Regions from separate parts of the Homo sapiens genome. Here region 2 is linked to region 1. Evidence: chromatin loops called from intact Hi-C (ENCODE). Cell type or tissue: gastrocnemius medialis. All regions are shown on one strand. Links, peaks and the distances in the headings refer to the core of each region. The heading gives the core; the rest is flanking DNA.

Evidence for each region. A loop is a pair of places that touch in the nucleus more often than their neighbours do. Peaks named below come from ENCODE experiments on the same cell type or tissue, not always from the same donor. Only the 100,000 strongest peaks of a DNase experiment are listed, where the experiment ranks them.
Region 2: it touches region 1 in a loop (23-fold over the local background); 4 of 110 quality-filtered maps call a loop at or near these places.

The regions. Positions count from the first base shown.
Region 1 is chr7:33,927,563-33,936,919 of GRCh38, forward strand. The region is part of intron 2 of BMPER (BMP binding endothelial regulator); the gene reads left to right. Among named protein-coding and RNA genes, the nearest start is that of BMPER, 27 kb to the left of the region's middle. RefSeq lists a silencer at 5,346-5,612. In gastrocnemius medialis, for the core only: a CTCF peak has its summit at 5,495 (motif pointing left); DNase peaks (open chromatin) are centred at 4,736, 5,469 and 6,529; H3K4me3 peaks cover 688 bases; H3K27ac peaks cover 836 bases.
Region 2 is chr7:33,714,709-33,724,065 of GRCh38, forward strand. No RefSeq gene overlaps it. Among named protein-coding and RNA genes, the nearest start is that of FLJ20712, 6.6 kb to the right of the region's middle. In gastrocnemius medialis, for the core only: a CTCF peak has its summit at 2,066 (motif pointing right); DNase peaks (open chromatin) are centred at 4,467 and 4,879; H3K27ac peaks cover 943 bases.

The sequences.
Region 1 (9,357 bases), core at 2,938-7,937:
CAGTAAGTCAAGAAAGGGGCTGTCAAAATAATATCTCCAGCTATCACCTTCTTTAATGTCAGGTCTCGAGCTTTCCTATGGAGTTACCTAATATTATTACCACTTTTAAACTCTTTACCCCCACTCCCCACTCCCTCCAAAATCCCTACCAACCTGGCCAGAAGATTCTGCACTGTCACCCCAGGACTGGAAAGCCCCAATAATGCCTTCTGAGCCCCGGATCCTACAGGTAGTTGGAGTTGGACCCCCAAAATGTGGTTCATCATCTTCTACTTAGTTCAAAAGAACTCACCAGAAAGGTATAAAAATATTCATAGAGTTTCATCACCCCTTTCCTTTTTGTTTTCCTTTTGGGCAGAGGAAGAAGCAGATTTATTATTCATCATGTGCTGAAGGGCGCCCAGCAGTGTAAAATAACCAGAGGTGTTGAGGAAGCAGCCTGGCCTCCTGCGTGTGAAGCTGCATTGCTTTGCAGGGCTTCCTTCTCCTTCACCCCTGGCCTGCAGATTCTTCCCAGGAGTCTTTTGGAAGTGTTCTCTGCCGCACCGACCCCATCCCACATCCCAGCTGTTGGAGTCTCTTCTGTTAGGAAGAGAGAAGGGTTGACTGAGGCATTTGGGCCCAGTAAAGGCAGGACGCCACCATGAACCCTCTCGGTTCACATGCCTGGCAGAGTGAGTTGCAACCTACCTGTTGGTTTTTTGTTTGCTTTTGGGAACTGAGCACGGTGGCAGAGCTGCATCTGTGACAGGGCCCACGGGGCTCGATCCCTGGCTCTGCGTGTTCCCTCCATTCCAGTTACACAAATGTGCTGTTGCCAGCAGACCCTTTGCTTATACGACGCGCAGTCTAATAAAAAACAGGCAGTGCTACTCTCTTTTGGGCTACTATTTTTATTTGGTGGTTGTTTTTTTTTGTGTTCTGCCATCTCTAATGTTTTGGTTCCATTTCAAAATATGATTAAACAGAATGAGGAGCTGTTTGACACTGCCCTGTTTTAAATCAGACTTCTACTTGAGCAGCCAGGACACTCTAATGGCCTGTGTTTCTTTGTTCCGTGAGTTTCTTGAAAAAGCCAAAAAAAAAAAAAAAAAAAAAGCCAGACCTAAATCCTTAAACAGAATAGGACCCAAAACAATCCCTCCAACAAACTAAAGCCCATTAAAAAAAAATGGAATAGTTAGGTAACGTAAATATCAGAAGGGCCTCCTTATTAATCCCCCATTGCCTCTGCTGGCACGTGTCATATTTTCAAGGTATAGGATCAGGAGAACACTGTCATTTAGTGATGTATTAGGGCCATATATCATCAGAACATCGTCTTTGTAGGGGATATGGGTACTAAAAGACACGATTCTGGCCAGACAGAACCTCAGGGGGTCTTACTTCTTTCCTCCACCCCCCTGCCTTTTTCTTTAATCTCCCTCTGTTTTGTGTTGCAGAGAAGTGAATTTCTTCATGGGATATGACTTGTTGCAAAATAATCGGGGGGCCCCAGTGGGCTTCATAAAGTCTTTTTAAATGTTCGGGCTTCAAGGGCAGCTTTGTTCAGAGTTTGCACTGTGAGCTGGGCCGGAGGAGGCGTGTTTGCCAGGGCCTGGGTCTCTGGGGTAAAGACTCGTTGAGCCTAGACAGGAGGGAAAAAGAATAACACTCCCAGATGGAGTGCAATGAATTGCATGATGTTCTTGCAAGACATTTTAACATTAAGTCTACAAAATTATGGCCGTGGGATGCTGCAAGCCTCCCAAGAGAGTACACTCTTCTGCTCAAATCAAAGAAGAAATGAGAGGACTTGGCAGGTTCGGGTCCAGGTTTTGGTCAGCCTTGCAAATGACCAGGCACTCAGAGACTGGGACTTGTTTTGAGTTTTTAAGTCAGAGATTTAATCTGTCTTTCCTAAAAGGCATTATTTTTACTTCTGTGTTCAGAATGAAACCATAAAGCACCAAGGTTTATAAAGGTCTGAAAATGGGGTGCTCAACAAAGGCAAACATTTAAATTCTTAGCTGCAAGGGAAAGGTGGCTCACTTAGCCTCTAAATGAAGCTATATAGCATAGTGATGAAATCATAGGCTTTGATATCAGAGTCCTGGGTTTGAATCTCTGCCCTGGCTAGCTATGTAAACCTGGGTGAGCCGTTTAACCTCTCCGTGCCTCAGTTTACTTACCTATAAGATGTGATGGGAAGTAAATCAGTGCCTTCTTCAGGCTTGTTTGCAAGGGTTAAATGACAAAATACACAAAACATTTTCAGCATGGTGGGGCATATAATAGATTTCCTATAAATGTCAGGTGTTATTATTCTTAATAGTTCAGCAACCTGCCTGGAAAACACTATGTTACTTCATTGTTTGGTTAGAGATGGATCAGCTTTGTTTGTGGCCCTGACTATGGAAGGGATTTGCAAAAGCAGTGGAGGTTGGGGTTGCAGAAAGGTCTGGAAATGCCACTTTACGTTAAGGGCTTGAGGTATATTGTGCAAAGGGCCACAGTTGACACCTCCCATCTCTTGGACTAAACTCAGTTGGGAAAGAGGTCTTGGGTGAAACCACTTCTTTCAGCTGGGGAGTTTGGGTCCTTTTCCCTTTCAGCTTCATGTTCTTCATCTTAGAAATGGTTTTCTTCATGTTGTCTTTCTATTTTTTTTCAAGTTCTGTTGAGTTGAGAGACATGACCCAGAGCCTTGGACTTGTACACTTAGGGTTTGTGGCTGACCAAACTGCCTTTTATTTTTTTCTTCCAGATATTTCTGTGTAAGAGTTATGGGGAAGTCAATTTTACTATCAGTAATGAAGAATGAGCAAGCAAAAGCTTAATTAAAATAATAAATCATCAATCAAATTTAATACTGCCATTGGCAACCACTGGGCTATCTCAGGGCCCCCCTACCCATGCTCCATTATTATTTTCCAAGAGACTGAGAACAGACTTTGTCCAAAGGAGACAGGCTGGAGCAGGTATAAGCTTGCATTCTCTCCTGTCTGTGAGTTCATGCTCGTTTGCTCAGGATTTCCCCTGACCGAATGTTCTAGAGAGGTCATCACTTCATTTTACAATTTCCAATGATCAGAACTGCTGATAAGCAATGAAATCTCACTGGGTTCAGTGGCTCACAGCTATAATCCCAGCACTTTGGGAGGCCGAGGTGGAGGATCACTTGAACCCAGGAGTTTGAGACCAGCCTGGGAAACATAGTGAGGCCTTGTGTCTACAAAAAAATAAAAATAAAAATAAATTAGCAAGGCATGGTGGTACATGCCTGTAGTCCCAGCTACTTCTGGAGGCTGAGATGGGAGATTGTTTGAGTTTGGGAGCTTGAGGCTGCAGTGAGCCATGGTTGTGCCTCTGCATTCCAGCCTGGGTGATGGAGCAAGACCCTGTCTCAAAGAAAAGCAATGAAATCTGGCCCCTTTGGGTCTTTGGTTGCTGCCAACACACTTCTTTTTTCAGCTTTTGTTTCCGTCTCTTCATTCTAGAACCTTGGCTTAAAGTCTGGTCTGCTTACCCAAGTCCTGGGTAATCCCTTACATGGTACCTCTCATAGGTTACCTTGTACTAGGGCAGAAACGTGGCAGGAGACCTCGCCTGTTTGGCCCAGGTGGCCTGTCCAGAAAATCTGCAGACTAGCTTAACTACATACTAGTCTGTTCCTAAAGTCTCAACAGCCTATTGGAGCTAACCTAATTTGAATATGATACTTCTGTACATTTTAGTGCTGTGCTTTACAAACTAACCTTCCCAGCTGATCCCGTAAGCCAGGCTGGGAACTGGGTTCTGTTCCCAGGTCCACTGCTAGCTGCCTCTTTGAGGGATCTGAGACAGCCTCATTGTGTGCCATTTCTCCATCTGCAAATCTTAAGAAACCTGTGAGGATTAATGAAATAATGTCTACAGAGATCTTTAGAAGAAAGCTGCTATGTAAACCTGAAGTATTATTCTTCTGTTTATGAGAAGTGGTATAATATTGCCTGGGAGAAATTGTGACCTGGGTTCAAAAGTGCTAAAAAGTTCTCTTGGGCTCTTTGGGATCTGGAATTGGGTTACAATGGGGATACTTCAAGGAGAAGTTGACTCTTTGACTTCATACATAGAGAGACTAGAAATTCCGATGAGAATATACACGCTGATGTGGGATCAGCTTCCCCTGCTTCCTCCTCCTTGGGGCACTTGAAACAAGACATCCATATTCCTAACAACAAATTCCTATTTGAGCCATCTTGAGACTCTCCACATGGACCACTATTGTGTAAGTTCTCAGATAATAAAAATTTGAGTAAGCATCAAAATGTCCTATTTGTGCTCAGCAATGGTGATGGCTTTTGAATCAAGGTGAAGATCTCTTTCGTGCTTCTCACTGTGCCAGAAGTTACACCACAGTGTTTGTGTGATCTGCTGTTGTCTGTTGTCTTATTTTCCCCAAGAGCTTGTAGGTTTCTGGAGACTAGGAACCTTGCTGTATGATTTCTGTCTCCCTCCCGCAGCACTGAGTATAGTGATACGTGTGCCAAGGCTTTGTTTTTCAGCTTTAGAGCCTCCACTGCTAAGCAACTTTCCCTCTCAGAGTCGCCAGGCTGGGGCATCTATCCCAGGAAATTGGCTATTTGGGATGAATGTGGGTCTACCTCCAGGGGTATTTGTATTTTGGTGGGGAATTCTTGAAGGCAGCAAAATCTGTAAGCTCCTCCCCAACAAAGACTACCGGGATGGAATAACAGGGCACCCCGCCACTTTATTCCCAGCAGTCACACTACCTGGCCTGTGTGCTTCATTGACATATTGAGTATTGTTCACTCGGGCAGAAAAAAATACCACAACCTCACAGCCTTCTTAGTTTCCTGAAAAAAGATCTGTCACTTTGAATTTGCTAGTTTGCCAAATGACAGCTGTTTGCCTCCCAGGCAGGCTTTGCTGTCATCAGAGACAGGGATGGAGGGAAAATAATGCCATCATCTAGGGGAAGGGTCTTGTGTTGATCTTCAACATGGCTAACCAAATGGACGATCAGCAGGCAGACACGAGGTATTTTCATTTTCACTCTTATTTCAAGAGATTTGTGATGGTGTTTCATAGTCTAAAAATAAAGGATCCGCCCGCAGACATTTCTCCCTCCACTACCCTCATCATATTAGCTGCTGCGTTTTCCTCTCCAGATTTTGATTCTATTATTTTTTATTATAAATGAAAGGTCAAGGAATACTTTTCGTATTCCATAATAGGATTGGTTCTGGAAGAATCTTTGAAAAAAAAAATACGTTCAAGACATTGGGGCTGGGAATAGAACGGAAGCATCTCAAAAGCATGTTTTTCTGGTTAAGGAAAGCACACGAGAACGTTTCACAGCGGTGCTCTGCTATCTTCTCTGTACCCCTCCGCCCTACGCTCATGGGAGAGCTCATTTCTCTCCCCATCAGACACTGGGAAATACTCCCAAGGCTCTGGCAGTCTCAAGGCTGCAATTCCTGAGACCGGGGACTCTGTGCTGCCATCTCGTGGCAGATCTCAGACACAGCAAGCTGGCTGCCGGAATCCTGTTTGAACTTGGCTTGCGGCGGGAGCTGTGGTTTGGCTCAAATCCTTATAGAGCTTTGTTGCCAGTCATGTTGATTTTTAAAAAATGTTTTACTCCCTATGCCCCCCTTTTAGTTTTTCATGTTGGCACTTCATTTAATGTGCCTCCAGAGGCTACATTTTGGGTTTTGATGTGTTTGGTCAATGTTAAAGAATCGGTTAACTATCTTCCTGAAAGAAGGCAGTAATGCAGACAGACGCCTTTGACAGCAGGTAGACCACTGGCTGGCAACCGTAGAAAGAGGGACACACGGGAGACTAAGAATGAAAGATGCAGTAAGGTTTATTGCTCTTATTCATTGGTTAGGTTTTTTTTTTTTTTTTTTTTAGAGTATTCTGACCTTTTCCTTGAGTGTATTTTTGCTACCATTTCTCTTGTTTAGATCTGGAGAGACTCAAACTCAAGCTGGGATTTGGGGAAAAGTGTTTGAGGATGCCAGTCTGGCTTTCAGAGGCATGATAGGCACATCTCTGTTGATATCCAAATTGGAACAACTTTCCTTGTTACCAGAAAACAGCTGGTGTCTGCAGACCTTCCCATGGTTGGCCATGACACAGGCCCCTGGAGTTGCTCTGCTTTCGTTAGAGAGTTCCTGTCTGGAGCCACCAGGAAGACACCAATCTCCCCTGGGGCCTGAGGGCAGGATCATTATTTTGTTCTCTTCTGCATCCTGAATGCCTGGGAAGGCATTTAAATGACAGGCCTCTATTTGTATTCCAGATCTGTGTCTTGGGTGACCCTGGGCAAGTTTCCTAACATTGATCCCTCCTCTGTAAGATGGCGATCATTGGGAATTTTTGGTGAAAAAAATGCACATAAGATTCTTAGCACAGAGCCTGAACACACAGAGAATGAGTTCAGTAAGTGTGAGCCAGTATTAGAAAATGTTTCTTGAATGAAGATGTGAACGGAATGAGCCCTGAACTTGAGTCACAGTGGTGACACATAGTGCATGTGGGGATGAGGCAGCCCAGGGGGTGAGGGAGTCCTGAAGGCATGGCTTTGCGTGTGCCACTTCTCTCCAGAGCCACTGGCTCAAGAACAAGTGTTTTTGTCTCTTGGCAAAATTGGGAAAGTGAATGGAGTGGTCTTAATTAACCTGTGTTTGAATTTACTCTGTAGCTGCTGGACTCAATTAAGGAAATGGAGGAATCAGGCTCTCACCAGCAATTCCCTGAGCTTTTAAAGTTTTTTCTTGGAAGGCCTGGGATTCCAAAGACTACTCCACATTCACACCAATCAGACACCAGGGCAATGATCAGATATGGCAGTTCTGTACCAATGTGACCGTTGATAGAATATTTAAAAACTCCCAGTGTAATCAGGGGGAAAAAACCCACTAAACCTACAGCTAAGGTTTAGGTTTGTTCTATGTGTGTGTACAAAAAAAAAAAAAAAAAAATCCAGATGTGAATCTACAAACCATCTGGTTGGAATAACTTTTGTGCTGGACTGTAATTACAAACTATTTATTATGAATCTTGGGATCCTGTTATGGATTTTGACTGGCTCCCAGGTTTCTAAGTCAGCAGAGTTCCTATATTTAAGCGAATGTGTGCCTTCCTATTTATCAGATCCCAGATTGTGCCATCACTTTGACTGCCCTGAGAGCTTTGAACTCTCTGTATCTGAAGATTCTTCCCTTCAGAGAGGAGATGCGCTTGGGAGTGGCCCTTGGCTAAGGCCGCAGCCAGGTTGCAGCCAGGTTTGCTGAATGCATAAAGCCATACAGTCCTGGTAACAGAAGCTCTGTTAATGAAGTTCTTTCACAATTCTCTTGGGGTGGGAGAGTCGGTATAAAATTTAGCTTGCAAGAACTACGCTTTTCAAAATGAAGTCACTGTCAACAATACCAAGCAGCATACATACCTGGTGGCTATCTGTGATGACTTTGGTGGGAGTTGGGAGAGATTATTAATTTGTAAAAAATATGTCTCTTTATTTTGAATGGTGACCATAACAATGTATGACCTTTGTAGTTTAAGAAAAAATTATAAAAATAAATCTAAGGGCTGTGCCTTATAGTTAGCCTTGATGCCACCATTATCATGGAGAAAAGGGGGTGAGGGAAGGAGTTCTGGGGAGCGTGGAGCCAGTATGCTTGGCTTCAGATTGTAGGTCTGCTGTTCACAAAGGGACTGTGGACAGCTCCTTATCCCAGCTCAGCCCCAGTGGCCACAGAAATACTCTCCCCTGATGGCAGTGGTTCTCAACCCTAGCTGAACATTGGAATTACCTGGGAGCTTGAACAAATACCCATGCCTGGTCCTTAGATTAACCAGATCTGAGCTTCAGGGGGTGGGAGACCATGGCAGTCTTTGTTAAGAACTCCACAGGGGGTTGTAATGTGCAGCTAAGGATGAGGGCCCCTGTCTCACAGGATTTTAAGAGTAAATGAGGTCAGCCCCTTGAGGGCACTTACCATATAACAGATCCCAAAAAAGAAAGAGAGAAAGAGACAGAGAGAGAGAGAGAGAGAAGGAGAAAGAGAGAGAGAGAGAGACTGGATGACTCAGGTCACCCTCCCATCATAAGGACAACCAGTAAATGAAAAAACAAAACAGCAGCAGCAGCCCCTGCAGGTGTGGGGTGCAGGTGGCTGTGGATCGATGCCCTTTCTCTGGGTGTCAGACAAGTCCTAGGACAGTTTCAGGAGAATATTCACCACATTCATTCCAGTGTTCCTTAACAGAAGTGAGTGTCATTTTCTATATGTGCCATTCAGTGGACAAGTTTGAGCAACACCGGTCGTGGCTTATTGTTTCTGTGCCTCAGTTGGCCTTGCAAAAGCCACGAGGGCAGGGAAATAACAGGGCTGATACGGAAACAGCTGTGGGCAAGGCAAGGCCCAACCCTCCCCGTAGAACTCACTCTCAGCTCACACACAAGCTCGCAGGCACATATGCACATGCACACCCACACACACACACACCTGCAGGCTCGCATGTGTCTCCTTGGTTCTGAGCAAGAAATGGTGAGATCTTCTTAGTCTCATGACATGGAGGCATACTGGGTACACTTGAGAATTTTCTCAAATTTGTTATCAGGGCTGAGTTTGGTTTTCTTCTTTATTAATACATATGCCAAGAGAGTTCTAGGTTCATTTCAAGGTGAGCAGAGCCGGCCAGTTGCTCCTCTCCAACCTGCCCCGAGATGAGGCACTGGTAGTGCTTGCTGTTATCCAGGGAAGGGCATAGGTGTGCACACATTTATATCTTCATCTCGAGTTCCATCTCTCCCACTGGAAAGCTGGGTAATCTTGGAAAAGTCAGCTACCTTCTCTGAGCAGCAGTTTTCTTGTTTGCAAAATGGGGATAACGATACTGACCACACAGAATTTTAGTGAGAATGAAAGCCACATCAGCTAGCATGTGGTCGCCGCTTGATAAATCTCACATTTTGTTGAATTTTTTGAGACAGTATTTTTGGTTCAGGTGCATACAATCCATATACAAACAGGCATATTCATCATGTTTGTATCTTCTTTAAGACATTTTAACAGCTAACCTTTCAGGAAAAAACCAAAGATGCAAATGTTCACCACATGTTCATTAGCATAAGTGCTAATATAACACAGCTGTCCCACAGCTAGAAAACACTGACGTCCATGTCTCTGCTTGGCATGTAGAATATTATTTTTTCTTTTACCAAGCCGATCCAATATTCAACTTTGTCATTATTTGAGTTGGAACTTTAGATTGCTGCATTTTAATGCACTCTACTATTAAGGATTGTTGGACGGCCATGTGAAAATATTTTTGTTCTCACGATGCAGTCCTGGCCCA
Region 2 (9,357 bases), core at 1,436-6,435, 210 kb before region 1:
TTCTGCTCCTCTTCCTCCTCCTGCTCCTCCTCCTCTTTCTCCTCCTCCTCCTGCTCCTTCTCCTTCTCTTTCTCCTCCTCCTGCTCCTCGTCCTCCTGCTCCTCTTCCTTCTGCTCCTCCTCCTCCAACTCTTCTTCCTCCTCCTGACCCTTGTTCTCCTGCTTCTCCTCCTTCTGCTCCTCTTCCTCCTCCTGCTCCTCCTCCTTCTCTTTCTCTTCCTCCTCCTGCTCCTCCTCCTCTTTCTCCTCCTCCTTTTGCTCCTGCTTATCCTCCTCCTCCTGCTACTCCTCCTGCCCCTCCTGTTCTTCCTCCTCCTCCTCCTTTTGCTCCTCCTGTTCATCCTCCTGCTTCTCCTGCTCCTGCTCCTCCTGCTTCTCCTCCAGCAGCTCCTCCTCCTCCTGTCCTCGCTTTTTCTTCATCTTTGTCTTCTTTTCGTCTTCCCTCTCTTTTTCTTTTGAAATCACTATGGACCACAATAAGTTGTCACAGTAGTGCAGAGGTCCCGAGTACCTATCATCCAGTTTCCCCCAATGATGACTTCTTACATCATGAAGCAAGGACATTGATTGGCTCCAGATCATCAACTGGATTACAGCTCTTACTCTTATTTCACCAGTGTTCACATCCGCTCATTTTTGTATATTTTTGTATCTAATTCCATGATGTTTTATCACATATATAGATTCGTATAATTACCACCACATCAAGTTCCAGAGCTATGCTGTCACTATGGGGGAAAGCACCTTGTATTCCTCCTTGTAGTCACATGCTCCTCCTCTTTTCTATGCACTAGCAACCACTCCCCTGCACTCCATCTCTACAGCAATGCCATTTTGAAAATGCTATATCAGTGGAATCATGCAGTGTGTAATCTTTTGAGATGGGCTTTTCTTCACTTAGCATAATTCCCTTGAGCTCCATCCAAGTTGTTGCATGTATCAACAGTTCGTTCCTTTTTTGTTGCTGGGTAGTATTCCATGGTATGGATGCACCACACTTTGTGTTACCATTCACCAGTTGAAATTTGGGTTGTTTTCAGGTTTTAGATATTTATGTATATAAAGCTGCATGAGTCATATAACTGGCTGAATACATTTAAATGAATATCAGTCATGCAGATCTTTTAGAAATGAGCTCTCTGAATCTTAGTTAATAGAACAATATACATATTTCAAGGAGAGGTCTTTCCTACCTACCTACTTCAGAGGTTTCTTAAAGGGGTGTCTGCAAAACTGACCATCTCCAGTTCACCCCTCTGATATCTTCCTATGATTTCCAGACTTATATTTAGGAAGACCAAGGCTGGTCCTTTTCTGTTAGAAGTCACCTGTCTGAAAAAATTCTAGCTACCAAAATTGGTCATCGGCTAAGTTCATTTTCACCTTGGAGCCATTGTAAATCTTCACCTTGTCCTATTGCCTTCGAACCACTCTCTGACATTATGATCCTCATTGATTTGTTCCCTTGTTTGTTGACTGCCCCATGAGAGCTTCATAAGAGGTAGACTTTGCCTTGTTCTCTGCTATTCCCTAGTTTACAATTGAAGGGCCAGACACGGGACAGGTGTATAATAATGTTTGTGAATAAATGTGTTAGTGAATTCTATCTTCAATACAGAAAAGAGATTTGTAAAAGCTCTCCCCAAAAGACTGGATTTAAGTAAATATAAATAGAGCTTGCCAAATAAATAGAGTGAAGGGAAACCATTCCAGGGCTTGGACTTAGAAAGCCTGAGTCAGAACTTCAGCTCTGCCTCTTACTGTCTTGGTATCTGTAGGAACTGATCTAATTTCTTTGCCAAAGTCATCTCATTTGCAACATCACCTTCTTCACAAGATAACTGTGATGCTCAAGTAAGTCAGTTTGTGTGAATGTACTTTGTAAGACACTAAAGTGCTGTATAAATCTAAGGGATTCTTATTGCCATGGTTATCACCTCCTCCTTCTCTCTCCTGCTTCCCTCCTTCTCCTTCATCATCATTTTCACCATCATCATGACCATCTGCACCCTTGGAAGGATAAAAAGCATCCAGGCAACTGCAAATATGAAATCTTGGCATTCTTATGACATTCCAGCCAGTAGAGGGCAACAGTTCCTACCTGCTAAGTACAATGTCTTTAAACATCAAGTTGAAATATGCATGGCAACTTATGATCATTTATATGTCTTTATTTTTAAAGGAAACACGCTCATCCACCCTAATCATTCTTCCATTCAGCAATTCCTTCCCAGTATTTTTGTTCAGTACATTGCCTTAGCACAAACCTCTTAGAAATGTCTGGCTGCTGTGAAAGAAAGTGATTTTATTTACTTATTATTTCAATGGGATTTGCATTCTTGTCCTCCCTTCCTGGTTGCCTGGGTGAGATGCAGTGCAAAATTTGGCTCAGGAGTGATGATACAAGCATGCTTCTCTTTTCTTGACACTGGCATTAGAAGATAGTGTAATTGCTTGTGTTTGATTAGGTTCTCTGAGAATTCTGTCACTCTTTGAGGTGATTCCTATATTCCCTCCTTGCTAGACTGTCGCTGTGTGTATTTCACCCTAGGACTGGTGGAGAGAGTTGTTAAGCTGACCTCTGGAGTCTATCTGGTACAGTCTGACTTCCCCACAGTGTGTATCAGCAGGCAGGTCATTGGTGTAGGGACAGACAGACTGGGAAGTTGCTGAGGCACTTTACTCCAGAAAGTAAGGGCAGCTGGGTTTTTTTCTTTTCTGTCTCTGGTTCTTGAATCAGGATGGATTTTTGATATACTGCTTAACCCTGCTGCCAGGGGACCCACCAGGGTAAAGCAGCACCCACACCTCAGGATAAGCAGAAAGAAAGAGATACACAAGGTAGCCCAGTTTTTTCCATTTAACAAAAGCCAGCTGGGGAATAATCAAATATTAACATTTGCTTACTCACTTTAAAGAGGATGGTGTTTGTTTCATCACAGGGTAGAGAGGGGTGGCTGTGCCGTCCTGGAATGCTTTTTTTTTTTGAGATGGAGACTCACTCTGTTGCCAGGCTGGAGTGCAGTGGCGTGATCTCGGCTCACTGCAACCTCCATCTCCTGGGTTCAATCAATTCTCCTGCCTCAGCCTCCCGAGTAGCTGGGATTACAGGCATGTGCCGCCACACCTGGCTAATTTTTTTGTCTTTTTAGTAGAGATGAGGTTTCACCATATTGGTCAGGCTGGTCTCGAACTCCTGACCTTGTGATCCGCCCACCTTGGCCTCCCAAAGTGCTGGGATTACAGGCATGAGCCACCGCACTCGGCCAATACTTCTTTTTTTGATGGAACTCTATTAACCTTAGCTTCACACCAGCCCCTTTTATTAAGGAGAACACCATGATATTTAAACAAGAATGTTTACACATTTGAGTATCAGTCATTCACTCACTTATCCCATGTCTATAGAAAGCCTACTATACCCTGGAGTTAGAGATTCAAAATGAGAAAAAACCAGGACCCTTCCTTGGAATAACTCCCAGTCTCTGGGGGATACCAATGTAGGTCATTAATGTTTACAGAGGAGTAGGTGGTGTAACCCAGCCAAGAGCACAGGGCCATGGCAGCTCAGTGGAAACGGTGGTTTGCTCTACCAGCCAGAGGCTTCTAAGGAAACACCATTGGAGCTGTGTCTATGCAGTATGAGGCATGTTTTGGGGTGAATTTTTATCTTGTTTTACTCCCTAAACAATCTTGGATCATATCTATAGGAATGCTGACTGGGAAGGATACAGTAAATTCTGATTATCATTCCCCATCCAAGTCTCACCCAGTTTCACCTGGTGTACGTTGTGATTAGGTTTGGCAGTAGCGAGTTCGTGACCACGTTGTGACGTGCTGGCATATACTTCCTGAGAGTTAAGGATGGGAAGCCAGATCTTTACTTTAGGGCACCTTTGGGAAAATGCCAGCTTGGCCAAGCCGAGAAATAACAAACTTTTTTTTTTTTTTTAAGTAGAGACCATACTCACTTCTCCCCAGGACAGGGCATGCCTCTTAATATTTTGCCATGATGGCTTTGGGGCCACTAAGAAAAAGTGCTGATGTAGGGAGAGGACACTGCAAGCTTCAGATCGAAGGGGCCCTGCCCCAGGGAAAAAACCTCAACTTTTCCACTGAAGCTCTATGTGACTGTAGGTCATTTATCTTGACTTCTCTGGAGCCATAATGTCCTGTATACTGATTTGGTCCTTTTGCAAAGCATCGCCTTCTCAGTGATGATTCCCAGGATATCTCTAAGAAAGTTTTAAAGGCAAAGGCCTTCTTGCACCTTGCATCCTCTGTAACTCTGAGCCTGCTCTGCGGAGTAGTGGGTATTGGGCTGCTACTCCTTGGTGGGGAAAGCAAACAGGCTGACACATCAGCAGAGTGACCAAAGCTGCATACCCTCCAAGATGTGATCCAGCCTGGAGCAGAGCCTGGCCCCAGGGACTGCACAGCCCACACTCCTAGGCTTGGAACATTTCAGACTCATGCTGACTTGGCTCTGGAGCTGGCTGTAGCCAGCTGGGACACTGAACCATTTGCTTGTTCTGTTGACAGCCCAGAAGAACTGGAGCCCTTTGCCTGTGGGTGAAGTCTAAATTTAGCCCCAAAGAAGTTGCCTTCCCATTTTGCTGGAGAAAAGCTCTTTTCACGGGAATGGGCCTCTGCTTTGATTAAGTGGGAGGACCCACATCTGGGAATACATAAACTTTATTGTCCTTGGATGACAAAACGGTTTCCTTGCCTACTGGTTTTCCGCCTTTTTAGCCTGGGGTGTGATCATCTGTGCTTATGACTGTGTTGGCCGGGGCAAGTCATTTGGCTGTGGCCAGGGCTCCCGATCCTGAGCCTAAGCTGGAGTCAACACCTGGGGATGTTGTCTTGTCCCCACTTCACCTCCTGAGGCCCAGCTCTGTAAGTGCAGATGTGACAGAGAGCAGGAGTCTGGGTCTCTGTGAATGATCCTGGGAGAACATGAGGCCCAGGTTTGTACCCCTTTGGACCAGATCCTGGTATGGCAGGAGGCCTGAAACATCCCAGGGCTTTTCTGTAAGGCTTCAGGGTCCAAGGTCCCAGTGCACACCCTGAGCCCATGCTAGAGTGAACACAAGAGTTCCATCTTGAAAAGACACCAGCCCTAAGGGGTTCATTGGGAAAGGCTTCTAGAACCCCTCCTGGCCCAGAATAGGCCCCTTCAGTGATTCCTCGCCCTAGAACCCCCCTGCCATTTTCATCTTGTTTGAATACTTTGGGGAGTTGTTGAGTGAATATTCTCTTAAAAGTCAGTTCTCCTAGGGCACGTTCAGATCCCTTTGGATCAATGTTTCCTTTGTTGTTCAATGATGCAGGATCTGGTTACCTTGTCCATGTAAGAACTTCTGAAATGTAAGGCAAAGAGCACTGGACCTGGATTCAGAACAACTGGGTTGCTGGGTGGTCTGGCTTTATTGCTTATTAGTGGTATGACATTGGGCAAGGTACCTTCTCCAAGCATCTGTTTCCTTGTCTGGAAAATGGCAGTAATAAGACCATATTCACAGCTTTGCTGTCAGCAACAAGTGAGAAGATGTTACACATTTTCAAATGCTCTTTGTAAAAGTAGATTGCATTCTCTACTAAGTAATCTTGGCTGGTAGCAAATGTTTGCTTGGATTTAACTAGTTCCTTCCACCGCATGGAAATCTCTTTTCTCTCAAAGAGTACCCTAAAGGACACTGGGCGCTTATTAGATCAAGGGAACTCCTGCTTTGTTTGGACCTTCTGTTTCCACTTTTGTTTTCTCTCTTGAATCTCACTTTGTTTTCCGAAGAATGATGGTGAGGCGGATCAAGATGTCATAACCTTTTGGATTGGTTCAGCAGATGTTTTGCTCAATATCCATAAGCAGATTCTATCTGGCCTATCTTTATAGTTCAGTTTCTTGATCTGTAGAATGGATACCACACCCATAAGCAGGTCTTGAGAAATGATGTAGTGGGAACTCAGAAAGGCAAACTGTAATCATTTCAATGCTGTGGTCATTATACAAGTCTAGCATATTTTCTGATCAGAACCTAGCATTTGGCCATGTTTCCATGCTCTTCTGCACAACACTCAACAGTAAATATGCAGTATCAAGTTTTCCCATTTAATAAGAATTCATGGGATAGAAAGCAATTAGGCTAGGTCTAAAAGAAATTAGGCTCTGGCCAAGGAAGAATTGGAGGGATACCCTCTTGCTGTAATTTTCCAGGATGCCCTGGACATCCCCAGAAGTCATTAGTATGGAAAGATCTCAGGAACATTTTATAAGCTAGTAAAACATGCTTGAGGGGTGATAGATTCTTTAGAATTTATCTGCATGGCTGACGTCACCCTCTCAGCACAGGGAGCCAAACTGTCTCGATGTCTGTGGCCCGTTTCTGAAATTATTTCCCAGTAGTTAATCCCAAGTGACCCTTAAGCCCACTTCCCTGTCAGAAAGTGTTGGTTTGCAATGAGAAGTGGCCCTTTCTGGGCCAATGAGGCTCCTCCTTCCAGCTGAAATAGAAGGGAAATTGATGGCTTCTCTGGCTGAGGACTTCTCCCCTGCAGACCCATGTCTGGACTGCCCAAGCTTCCTAGTTTAAGTCTCTTTGTCTCAGCTAGTTGTAGTGACTGCCACCCTCACTAGCTGTACCCCTGCACAGGGGGCTGGCATGATTTTTGGCTCCCTGCTTACAGGACTGGAATGTGGTTTCCTTCAGCAGTAGACAGGGAAGCAGCTTGATGTCTCTAGAAGCTTGTTTAGTCTCCAGCTTTGTGGTAGTTGACGATGTCACATCATCTTTTCTAAGTTTTAGTTACTGCAAAATGGTGTTTATTTTTATTTGGGGATTTGGAGGGAAAAGAGAGGGCAAGGAAGAGGGAAACCAATGAATATTTACTGAGCACTTACTATACACCAGGCACTGTGCTTAAACATTTTAATGTACATGATCACTTAGTTCTTAAAACAACTCTCTAAGCTAGGACATTACAAATCTCATGTTATGGATCTGGAAACTAAGGTTTGGAGAGAGAAAAATAAAATGAAGAGTTATGCCATGCAATAGACTGAATGTGTATGTCCCTACAAAATGCATATGTTGAAACCCTAACCCCAAAACTGATAGTATTAGGAGGTGCAGTCTTTGGGAGGTGATTAGGTCATGAGGAAGAAGCCTTCATGATTGGGCTTTATAAAGGGAACGATCTTACCCCTTCTACGGTGGGAGGACAAAGCAGACAGGTGCCTTCTATGAATCAGAAAAGAGGCCCTTATCAGACATGGAACTGGCCAGTGCTTTGGCCTTGAACTTCCCAGCTTCCAGAACTATGAGAAATAAGTTTCTGTTGTTTATAAGCCACCCAGCTTATGGTATGTTGTTACAGCAGCCTGAATGAGCTAAGGCATATGGCTTTGCTTGGATAGGGGGTTGGCTTCTCAATAGAGGTGGTGTCATGTTGTGCTGGGAAGATCGGGACAATGATTCCAATGGCACAGTACCAGGGACCCACTGAGATCCTACTTGACAGGTCCAGTCCTATCAAGAGGCCAACGTGAGGCAACCTAAAAGCATGATGGGGTTTTCTAGGCAAACCACTCTCCCACTTAACCCCGTTGCCCCAAACATTGCCATTCCTCGCCTCTGTGACAGGGTGACTCTTCAGAGACCAGCGGCTGTCAGAAGCCGCTATAGATCCCCGGTGCTGGGAGCCAGCAGTGTTCCCAGATCTTTATGTTGTCCAGACCAGCCTCAGCAACCAGGCCCCGCTCTCCAGCTGCCCAAGCCCTGGGGGTGACTCATCTGGCTCCTGACACTGTGCATCAGCATGCCCTTCTGCCTGCTGCTGCCCCAGTGTGACCACAGCTGCCTCAGGGGATGGCGGAGGCTGGCTCCTGACCCAGGCTGCTGGCAGGGAGTGTCCTGGAGGCTGCGCGCTCAGCCGGCACGTCCCCCTCATTCCGCCAGCCCTGCCCACCTTCCTCGCCTGCAGCTCAATCCCCATGACTAAGGGTGTGGAAGAGGATTCCTTTTTCCACAAGCCCATGACTGAGCTGGGACAGGAGGGATCTGCAGTCCCCCTTCACTCAGAGACAGCAAAGATTTTTATCCCCCAGAGACAAGAATCCCCTGGCTGTGAAGTGGTAAGCCTGGGGAGCGGCTGCCGCCACCTGTCCTCAGGGAAGGTCTGCCACTCTCCGACCTGCTGTTGACCTGAACTCCAGGGACAGCCACTCCCCTGCCATTTGCTCCTGCAGAGAGTGGGACGGATGACGTCATGGCATTTTTGGAGTGCTGAAGTGAAGTTTTGACAAATTCCAAGGGACATCAAAGTGCTGAACAACAGCCAATACATCATAGCCTGTCACCAGGGCCCCCACCCCTGATTATCACATTAAATCAGCCGGTGGGCACATTTCAGCTGAAACTCAACAGACGCCTACTGGAACTCACAGTTTCTCCTTCCAGAGTTCAACAAATATGGCAATGGTTACATTTTAAAATCTGTGTTTTCTATTCTACATTCAGTCTCTCTCACACACACACACACACACACACACACACACACACACACACACACCATGTTACTAACTAAAAAACAGAAGCATGCTGCTAGAGAATACCTGATAACTGGGATTATGACATGCAGTAGAATAGAATGCTGATTTGGATTCTAATCCTAGCTCTGCCACTTAATAGCTCGATATCTTTAGCAAGTTAGTTAACACCTCTGAGCCTCAATTTTCTGAGGGTAAAATAAGCATAATAACGTTTCTATTTCCAAAATTGTGAGCATTGGTTGGGAGAGCAGTTCAACCTTAGTTCTTGCCTGGTAACTGTGGACAATGTTTTCTAGTCATAAAGTTTTGTATTTATTTCTTGATGTGTTTATTGTATGTTCCTTTTTGAACATAAGAAAGATAAGACATTATTTTCTCCTCCAGGTTTGCCGAGAAGTGCTTGTGGGTGAGCTGAGGGTAGGGCATCTGTGGCTCAGTTTTCAGGCTATGGAGGAAATATCTGCTGGGCTGCTATTTCCCTGCATAAGTTCTCATTGCGGGAGGGAGCAGAAGGTAATTTCAGAAAGAGCTTGTGCTGATCTTTCGAACTGTTTCTCCCAAATTCTGGAGTATCCAAAGAAAGCAGGGTTATCTGCCAGAATGTATCAGAAAGATAGCAGGCATGTGAATTCTACATTAACTATAGGGCATAAGAAATTTCATGTTTCTTTTATTACTTTAAGCTAAATTTGATATGCCACTGTAGCCATCCTGCCAGGATGGTAGGAAATTCAGTTGCAGACTTTCCTGAAATGCCCCTTCCTCTCAGTTCCTGTGGCCACTCGCCCAGATCGTTTGGATAGAGTC